Regions from separate parts of the Homo sapiens genome. Here region 1 is linked to region 2. Evidence: chromatin contacts called from ENCODE Hi-C or POLR2A ChIA-PET data. All regions are on one chromosome and are shown on one strand. Each heading gives the region's core, a stretch centred on a gene start or an enhancer-like site at or near the end of the contact. The rest is flanking DNA. Distances are from core to core; before and after follow the strand shown. Region 1 has its middle 66 kb from the start of NABP1. Region 2 has its middle 110 kb from the start of NABP1.

Region 1 (5,081 bases), core at 1,705-4,204, 40 kb before region 2:
TTTTTTTTTTTTGGAGAGGGAGTCTTGCTCTGTCGCCCAGGCTGGAGTGCAGTGGCTCAATCTTGGCTCACTGCAACCTCCATCTCCCGGGTTCAAGCGATTCTCATGCCTCAGCCTCCCAAGTAGTTGGGATTACAGGCGTCTGCCACCACACCCAGCTAATTTTTGTATTTTTAGTAGAGACAGGGTTTCACCATGTTAGCCAGGCTGGTCTCGAACTCCTCACCTCAAGTGATCCACCCACCTCCACCTCCCAAAGTGCTGGGAATACAGGCGTGAACCACTGTGCCAGGCCTGAAGTCTTTCTTTAAAAAATACCTATTGTTGCTAGACAGCCCGTATATAGAACATTATTCCCCATTTCACATTCTTGTTCCACTATTGTGTGAAGTTTTTTCCTAATTGCCCATATTTGTGCCAACAATGCACCATCACACTATATCTCAGGTCAGTTTTTCCATCCATTCAGCTTATTGTTTTTACTAGAAACAGTAAAAATATTCTGTTGAAAGGCAGATGTTCCCAAATATTTCTGTTTTTCTTTGCTAACTTCTTGTAGCTCCGACACTTCTTAATTCATCTATTTCCTTTTTTGAACAGTGCATATTTTCAGCTGCATTCAATGAGCAGAGGGAAAAGTATGTTAGCCATTGCATGAGGCAGTATAGGTTGACAATCCCTTTTCTACCTATTTGGAAGTCCAAAGAGATTTGATAAATGAAAGACTTTTCATAACTCATTTGGCATCAAAACCTGACCTGACGTAAACTCATTTGGCAACAAAACTTGTCCTCAACTGACTTGAGGCTATTTTTAATCTCCATTGATCACAATCATTGTGAATGTTCACACATTTCACTGAAGCAATATCAATTTGTTTCATTACAGGGTGCTGCCCCACACCCCACAGGGTATCTTATGTATGATTTGATATAATTTATCTCATTATCACTCCAAGATTCAAAAAGCCTTACATTACAAAACACTTCTGGACCCTGAGGGTTTTGGATAAGTGATTTCAGGTATGTATTTTCTTTCCTTATGCTTCTCTTTTTTTAAAAGTTAATATGTTTGCCCAAGTTTAACACTTTGATTTGGTGAATGTCTATGGCCGTTTTATACAAAACCTTTGTGTATAAAATAAATTCAAGTGTTATAGAGGAAATGAAACCCCTTTTAGAAATTTATCATCACACAAAAGTCATTACACAGTATCTCCTGCCTCACCAATTGTTTCATTGTTTATTGATGGGGAGCCACTAAAACATCTACCCCAAAGGATTAATTTTTTTCCCCTCAGACAGTTTCTAAATGTGGGATACCTTTTTTCAGGCTATTGGTTATTTGATTGACTTTTTTGGAATATGTAGTTTGTAATTCTGTGTGGGATCAAATTAACCATAAGGTGATTAAAATTAGGGTGATCCCATCCTAGATAACACGGTGAAACCCCGTCTCTACTAAAAATACAAAAAATTAGCCAGGTGTGGTGGCGGGTGCCCGTCATCCCAGCTACTCAGGAGGCTGAGGCAGGAGAATTGCCTGAACCCGGGAGGTGGAGGTTGCAGTGAGCTGAGATAGCACCATTGCACTCCAGCCTGGGGGACAGAGCGAGACTCCGTCTCAAAAAAAAAAAAACTAGGGTAATCCAGATGAACCTTAAATTTCAGACTGGTCTGGATTCTCTCAATCTGAATTTTCTGTATATATTTATACAAACCCACAGGTTCATTTTCTCATTCACTGTCACATGAATGTCACACTATCTGGTATTCTGGCATGCTTTCAGGACCTTAGGTGCTAAACCGTAACATCTGAACATCTATTAAACCTGGCACTTTAGAAATTTTTTAACTGCCACAGAATTGTTATTCATTGAATGAAATTTTTCATGATAGTTGTCTGAGTCACAAAGTTTAATTCTAAAAGTCAAGGAAAAGATTCCCAAATAAAGGGTAAGGAAAAGCACCTCTGACTTAAGACATTTCCCTGCTTTTCTGCGGTAAATCAGTTGCTATGACAGTAGACTCACTCAGAGAACATGCACCTAAGTGCTTAAAATAGCTGAAGAGCACTTTTCCCTTATGAATCAGATTCTTCAAGGAATTGCTAAGTCTTCCAGCACTTATGTGAGCATTGTTTCTGCCATTAGTAACTACAGTTACATGGTGGAGTTAAACACATCCTATTGTTTGGGGTTTTTCAGTTCTAACAGAGAAAAAAGAAAGGAAATTCCTTAGTAGTTAACATGTATAGATATACGTGTCTGTTAATTTTAAGGGTCTTTTATTTGGTTCAAGGTGAAATAATTTTAATTTGAAGTCCACATTTTAAAAGCATTAATTAATCCTCACAATAGCATCTGTATGGCATACATTAATGAAATTATGCCCACTTCACAGGGGACTGATTAAAGTAAAGATGCCAAGTATATTTCTACATTAAAGTAAATTGTTATCCAGAAATAAAATTGAAGACCTCAGACTCTTAGCTCTCTGAGTAATTGCTGTATACTATGACTGCTTTTCTCCATGTACCAAGCTATTCTGGATTATTCTCAAGTTTTCCCATTTGTCTTTACTGAATGTTTGTTGGGCAAGCAATGTGGATAAGGATTCCAAGAATATATGGGAGGGCAATGGCTACCTCAGAAAATAGGGAAGGTGGACATGCCAGTCAGCCTCCCTGTGGGTTATCCACAGCTCTTCGAGTTGCCATTCTTGTTGAACAGCATCCATGGCACCTGTTCTCTTAGCTGCCCCTTCCCAACCAGTCCAGGCTGTCCTCACTCCTGAATTCTTCTGCAGAGTTTCCTCCATCCGCCATCCCTGTGCACACACTTCACTCTGCTGCCAAAAGCAACCAATCGCCTGTCAGAGTGGATGTGCATGGGGCTATTACCAAATGGGAACTGAAAGCCAGAGAATTTCATCTCCATGAGGTAACAAGGGCTACTTCTGAAAGCAGAAGTACCAGATTCGCCCTTTAGTGATGGTCCTTCAGGGTAATTATAGAGGGCAGAGAAAAACCATTAAGAAAATGGAATAATAAACTGTAGACTGGGGAATACTGAAAAGAGAAAACATGCTACAGACTTTTTGGCTTTTGTCTCTTTTTAAACAGCTATATACTTAGTTTATGTGCTAAGCACATATTTCACTAAATGGGAACTTCATTCAAGTTCCTTCATCCAATAAAATGTATTATTCTACTTCCCCTTAACCTTTTTTTTTTCAGTAAATATAGCTATAAGAAGAAATCCATTAGCATGTATTATCCATTGAGCCAGTATAGGGCTTATTAAGCTTGAGGAGAAGCCACTGAACACTACAGGCTTGGCCCTGCCCTCAGGGAGTTTCCATTTTGTGCACCTGAGATAGCCTGAGGACCCTAAAGTCTTGTTAAAGAAGTCACCTGTATAACGCTGCTTTGAAAGTTTGGCATTTGTTGAAAATGAATAAGGATATGTTGGTCTACGTTACATATTCAGAATCAAGTATCAAAATAAAATTTATAACAGGCTTTGGCATAACTCCAAGTTTGAATTATGAAGGATAAATGTTCTTGGCATTATACTGGAAGTTTTTTGGAAGAGAAGTGCTATAAAAGCAGACTCTAAGGCAGTATCTAAGATAATACTAAAACCATTGGTTGAAAATTTAAACATTTTAAAATTTGTAATAAAAAATAAGCCATTATTTCTCTGTGTTCTCTGAATGGGATTTAGCCAAAGATATATGTTAAATAATTAGTCATTTCAGTTAAAGTGATTGCACAAGTTGCTCATTTATGCAGCAATCATGGAAGAGATGCAAGTAGGAATTGCATTTTGTCTGTTTTACAAGGTCTAATTTTCACTTTTACAAGGTCTAATTTTCACTGGCAGTCCTCAATCCTTGTCCCCACTTCCTGGGAACAGATGCTACAGATCCTCTCACTTATAGGTCAACCTATACTCCCACTGTCTCTGAAGAGATGGTATAGCCTTTTCTCGTGAGCCTCTACTTGACCAACTTTATTATGAGCAGATTCTTTCTTACTAGGCTTCTTTTGAAATGTAGGCCCATTTTTTTGTTCTCTGCTCAAAAGCTACTAATATACACCCCTGTTGTTCCACTCCCCATAACTGCTTTGTCCCTAGCCAGCCTACGCCCTACCAAGGAACAATTCCCTAATTTAGGAAATCAGATCCACTGCACAAACTGACTCTGCTGTTAATGCCCCTGTGGCCACAGGTTAAATGCTTCTGCTAATATCACTGTCAAGAAATCATGTTTGAGACCTAGAGACCTGGGATGAGAAATAGGTATCAAGATCTACAGCTGCAGCCCTGTACCTCTAGATCAAGATTAGCAGGGCCACAAAGTTCAACATCCAATCAAGGATCCACTGGTCTTCCAATTCCTAAAAAAGACTGAGAAAAATAAATAGGCTTGGAGAACTGCCTGGACATTATTGTTGAATACCAACATCTAAGCCCCTTTTAATTATTTCTAACAAATAGATAAAAATCTATACAAATCTCAGGTGAGCAAGAGAACTACTATCTTGAGTTCTCTGGAAAGTGTTCAAGCTGTGAAGTTACTGGGGCATGCTGGACCAGAGACAGAGCACTCTCGGAGGCCAGTGAGCAGGCCAGGCCCACAGGGCCATCTGACCCATACAGAACACCAAACTGACTCTCAAGGGACAGTATAGAGCTGGACCCCTTCAGTGTAACTTCCTTAGAGGACAATGGCCAAACATTTGCATGAGCAGCATATGTCATTGGAGGATCCCAGCACAAGATAATTTGTGCCTATATTCTTTATTGACTCATCCCAATAAGCATTTCCTTCTGACTTACTACTAATATGTTAGCAAGTCCCACATCCTTCCATTCAGAAGTTAGTATTCTCAATTTTAATCAATTATTCCAAATATTATTCCAAATAAGAATTATTTAATCTAACAAAAATTATATTTATACCAAAAAGTGGTATAAAGATGTTTATACCATTTTTTAACCTAGCACAATAAAGGATACCAGTGTTACGTATGTGGGTCTCTAGAACAAAGACATTCTGTGAGTTTGATCACCT
Region 2 (5,191 bases), core at 2,692-5,191:
TTTGCATGTGTGCTAGTTGAAAAACATTGACAGCATTCTTGTAAATCTCAAAGCTGGGTTAACATGAGACAAAATGGTGAAGTCAATTTCTGCTTCCTCTATCCCCCACCTTAAACTCAGTGTCTAAAACTAAATGAGAAAACCAGCGTCTCCTCAAATGTTTCCTCTTCTAGGTATTTGCCACCACAATCTTACCATCTGTCCTGACCAGAGATTTGGGATTCATCCCTATTAGAACTCCTTAATCAAACAAATACGTTCATGTGGTTACTGTGGTGAGTTAAGTGGTACCCTCCATGTCCTAATCCCAAACTTGTTAATAGAACCTTACTTGGGAAAAGGGTCCTTGAGTTAAGGATCTTGAGATGAGATCATCCTGGATTATCTGGATAGTCCCTAAATCCAGTGACAAGCATCCTTATAAGAGAAAGAAAGAAGAAGATTTCACATGGAAAGAAGACAGAGAAGGAGGAGAAGGCCATGTGAAGAAAGACAGGGGCAAAGGTTGGAGTTACTCAGCTATAAGCCAAGGAAGACTTAAGAGGCTCACAGGAAGCTGAAGAGGTGAGGAAGGATTCTCACCCAGGTCCTTCAAAGGAGCATGGCTTTGCTGGCACCTTGATTTCAGACTTCTGGCCTCCAGAACTAGGAAAGAATAAATGTCTGTTGTTTTAGGCCCCATGTTTGGAGTAATTTGTTGTGACAGCACTAGGAAACTAACACAGTCACCAAATCCTCCTGAGACTACCTTTTTAGTATCGCTGAATCCATCCTTTTTTCCTCTCTTTCATGCCACTAATATGACTCAGATTATCATTACATTCCACACATATTTTAACTGATAGAAAAAGAAGTTGATAGGTAGAGCCAAGACAACCTTCGGATCTGAGTTTTATTAGGGCCTGGTCTTAATTACTCTATGCTTTGGATCTACTGTCTGCTCACACTGAGCACTTCTAGAAATGGGGAAATAATGACATATTTCATTATCATCATCAACTAGCTTCTGATCCACACCTGACAGTCAGTTATACCATGCAGCAGAAACATACATAGTTACATTTTCCACAGTTTGAAAAACTGCAGCTATTTCTCATCTACCCCTTGAAGAAGGAAAACAAGTTGCTTCATTTTTGCCGTGTATTTCTGATACTGCAGCAGCGTGCTGGAGAACACAGACCTCTCACGAATCTAAATATTTCTTCCTTCTCCTTGGACTAAGGAAAAGCTATGGCAGAAAAAGAACTCCATTGCTCTGTGGGATTAACCAGATTAAACCCTGAGCTGACTGATTGGAAGGAGACGTCAACAAAGGCTTTCGGGCAGAGACAGCAATAATTCCATCTGTAAGATTGATAAATAGTTGTTCAGTACCTAGAGGAATGTTTTTGAATTATTCTGAGCTTTAATGCCTACAAAAAAATAATTCTCTTTCCACTAAGGCAGGTGCCCATTGGCAGATGTTCCAGCAACTGTACCACTCTACAAAGTATAGAGATCCAGTCTCCTGGGGCTAATGAGGTTATTGATTCCTAAGAACTATCTGGCTTCAGGCAAACTACCTACTCCCAGAGACTGAAATCTATGCCAGTGTGAATATTGTAGTCTGTTTTCCCACTGGTGTACTGCAATTTCAATAGTCTTAACCTACAATGTAGGAATTTAACAAATACCATATCAATGGGTTGCTAATTATGGATTATAGGCAACGGTGCCAAGAATAAACTCCTTAAACCTTCCCCAAGCACTAGGATGCTTCAGAATTTCCCTTGATGGCTGTTTACACACTTTTAGAGTCTAACACTTTACCTCTTCCTCTCAATATGATTCATCTCCACCCTGACACTATAATAATAAGACTAAAAATATTACAGCATATCAAATTTGGAGAGAGGCAGTGAGAAAATCTGGAGAACTTTCCACTCAAAGTTTCTTCTGTTAATATCTATCACAGCTTCTCATTACCTGAGAACAGAAATCACAATGAATGTTTCTGCCTTTAAGAAGTGCAATAAATAAACTGTATTGTAAAAAAGACAGTTTTTTTGTGATTATATACAATTTGGGTGAGTATAGAAATAGGCCATTGAGGAGCATGTATATGTGCATAAACATAGAAATACATTTTGGCAAAATTAAGTTGCATTGTCACAGAAGTGTGACCATAAAGTAATAAGATTAGTTTCCTTGTCAAACTTGTGGAAATCATTTGTCATTCTGTATATGTATGTATTCTATAATTGTGTTTCAAATGTAGCAACCCTTAAGTACCTGGTCTCACAAATACATTGGAGTCTCTTCTCAATTCCACTTTCACCCAGTTAGATTTATGACTCTCATAAATGATCCAAAGATTCGGGCTCCATGATTACAATGGACACAAAGAGAAATTAGGTAGACATGAGGCATTAGGGCAAAACACATAGGCCCACCCTAATTGAGTAGGCAGCTACCACTCTCCATTCTAATAAGCCAGTTTCAGTTGTACTAGAAAAGTCCTCTTGTCAATAGGAGAAGTCCCAAATTTTCCATCATCTGCATGCCTGACACCCGCATGGCCGACATGCCTTTAACTACCATTTATGGACCAGGTACTTTATATACCTAATCTCTAGTCCCTATAGCCACTCACAAATGTGCATATTACTATCATCGTTACTATTTGACACATGAGAAAATAGACTCATAAAGGTTAAATGACTCGCCTAAGGGCCCACAAGTGATAAGTAGATGAACACAGATTAGAACTTCTAATTACCAATCTTCTGTCTTATTTCCAAGCCTTGTGACTCAAAGACAAAGCTTGTCATTGCCACAATTAATGTTCAAATGCAAACGTAGACAGCATAGGATAATAAGACTCTGTGTCACTCACACTAAGGATCCAATGAGGAGAGCAATGGAGCCCCCATACCTGGTAAGAGTGGGGAAAGAAAAGGTTTCAAAGAAGTGAGTCTGAGGGTCCTAGGGACACAGTGTGCCTTCTCACAATTCTACCCAGGGTGGGGCGACTGAATTCTCAAAGCCTTGTCTTATTTTATCTCATGAGGCAAAAGCTCACTTTCATTCTAGGGCTTCAAAGGTAGCCAGCACATTTGAATTACCCAATTTGTCATAAAAATATTGTTAGGAAAATGCCCAAACTATCAAAGATGAATTAAATTTTTCTGGCAGCTTGAGTTGGACTCATGTCTCTTCTTTCATTTGATATGTTACTGCTTGGTTTTTCATGATCTTGATATCCTTGCTTAGAAACAACATTCTCAGACACCAGGTATCAAGTAAGGGTTCAGGCCCCACTGCCTGAGTTCAAATTTTCAGAGTTTGGAGGAAGGCAGCCCAAGGGTCACTGGAATTATAATAACTTAAGGGAAAAAAAAAAAATATATATATATATATATACCAAGTTAGGCTTATGGCTTCCTCCCTAACTACCCAATGGAAAGAGATAGGGAGTAAGATAACTAGATGACATTTTTGGTCATTGTTGTTCCTAAAGGTCAACGTTTCTTCAGCTCTGGTTAAATTTTCAGCATTCTTACTTCTGCATGTTCTGTCCAGCCCCTCCTATTCCTATAATTTTGAGGAAGTCACTGAGGGAAAGTGCTGACTCATAAAATTAGTGACTGGAAGCCAGTAAGTGACAGCACTTACAGGCAAGTTTGTATTAAAAATGTAATGATGTCAAGAAATTTCTCCAGGGACTTTGGCTTTTTATTGAAGTAAACTCATTTTCCCAGGTCTCACTTTGTTGCTTTTCATATTTGCAACTTTAATGACCAGAAAAAAAACCCCACAAAAAACCCAAAACGAAACAAAACAAAACAAAAACAAGCAGAGGAAGAAAGAAGGGAGGAGAGAGGGGGTGGGGAGAGAGAGTAAGAGAAAGAAATACGTGCATTAAAGAAAGGATTTGTTATCAGTACCCTCTTCTGGAAACACAAGAATGTAGCCTGGAATCGAGCTGTGGCATTTCTTTGATGAGAAAACAAAGAGATTTACGCTAGCAGACAGCGTCAGGCTTCCATGTGTCTGATGTTATTTGGGGTTGACATAATGTAGTAGAAAGAGCCCTAAACTTAGAAATCAAAAATTGTGGATTTAAATCCAGCCTTTGCTCCTAACCTTCTACGACCTCAATATTTAAATAATTCGGTGTTTTAAGTATAGTAGACCATATATCTGGATTAGAATCACCAGAGGCTGTTGCTAAAACTGCAGAATCCCAGGATTCACTCCACCATCAGAATCAAACGGCAGGAATAGGTATGAATCTCAATTTTAAACAATTTCCAGGGAAATTCTTAAGTAGTGTTCTGGCTTCAGTTACCTAATCTGTAGGTAGATAACTACAGATAACTGATGATTTTCTTAGATTAAGTGACCTATAATGCCCCTTACACATCTAACGCTTCGTGATCTTATAAAACAAAACAGAAGGAATGATTCCTCAATGGATTAACAAACTGTGATGGATCCATACAGTGGATTAATCCTCAGGAGTAAAAAGGAATGAATTATTGATACATGCAGCCACATGCATGAATCTCAAAATATTTATGCTAGGTGAAAGAAATCAGACAAGAAAAGATGATTTCATTTTCATAAAATCCTAGAAACCGCAGAGTAATCTATAGTCACAGAAAGCAGACTGGGGATGGGGCAAAAAGAAGGAGGTCTTACAAAGGGGGCAACTATGAAACTTTCGGGGTGAAGGAAATGTTCATTATCTTGACTGAGGTGGCGGTTTCCTGGGTAAGCACATATGTCAAAACTTGTGAAACCACACACTAAATCTCTGCCGTTTACTATAAATCACTTACCCCAATAAAGTTGAAAAAGAAAGAAAAGAAAAAGAAAAGAAAAGAAAGAAGGAAGGAAGGAAGGAAGGAAGGAAGGAAGGAAGGAAGGAAGGAAGGAAGGAAGGAAGGAAGGAAAGAAAGAAAGAAAGAAAAAGAGAAAGAAAGAAAGAAAGAAAGAAAGAAAGAAAGAAAGAAAGAAAGAAAGAGAAAGAAAGAAAGAAAAAGGAAGGAAGGAAGGAAGGAAAAGAAAGAAAGAAGGGAAGAAAGGAAGAAAGAAAGAGAAAAGAAAAGAGAAAAAAGAAAGGGAAGGAAGGAAGGAAGGAAGGAAATAGACTAGGATCTTGGGGAAGTTTGGATATCCATCTTCCTGGATATCCAAAAAGATTTCC

The links. Hi-C counts contacts between places; a loop is a spot of excess contacts on that map. ChIA-PET counts read pairs that join two places held with the same protein, here RNA polymerase II (POLR2A). Pooled maps may share reads with other maps.
Region 1: a loop to region 2 is called in a map of CD14-positive monocyte, with 3 times the contacts of the local background. The contact joins two enhancer-like sites. A Hi-C loop is called at or near these places in 14 of 168 maps with a recorded cell type or tissue (B cell, CD14-positive monocyte, CD4-positive, alpha-beta T cell and 9 more), 12 of 37 single-sample maps with no recorded cell type and 17 of 50 pooled maps. POLR2A ChIA-PET finds 5 or more read pairs at or near these places in 15 of 52 experiments (A673, B cell, CD4-positive, alpha-beta T cell and 10 more).

Annotation. Positions count from the first base shown.
Region 1 is chr2:191,609,649-191,614,729 of GRCh38, reverse strand. No RefSeq gene overlaps it. Among named protein-coding and RNA genes, the nearest start is that of NABP1, 66 kb to the left of the region's middle. Within about 2 kb of position 2,954, at least 3 of the 41 ENCODE cell types and tissues checked have a DNase peak (open chromatin) inside an H3K27ac peak, as active enhancers do; they include CD14-positive monocyte, where a contact is called at or near this core.
Region 2 is chr2:191,570,026-191,575,216 of GRCh38, reverse strand. No RefSeq gene overlaps it. Among named protein-coding and RNA genes, the nearest start is that of NABP1, 110 kb to the left of the region's middle. Within about 2 kb of position 3,941, at least 4 of the 41 ENCODE cell types and tissues checked have a DNase peak (open chromatin) inside an H3K27ac peak, as active enhancers do; they include CD14-positive monocyte, where a contact is called at or near this core.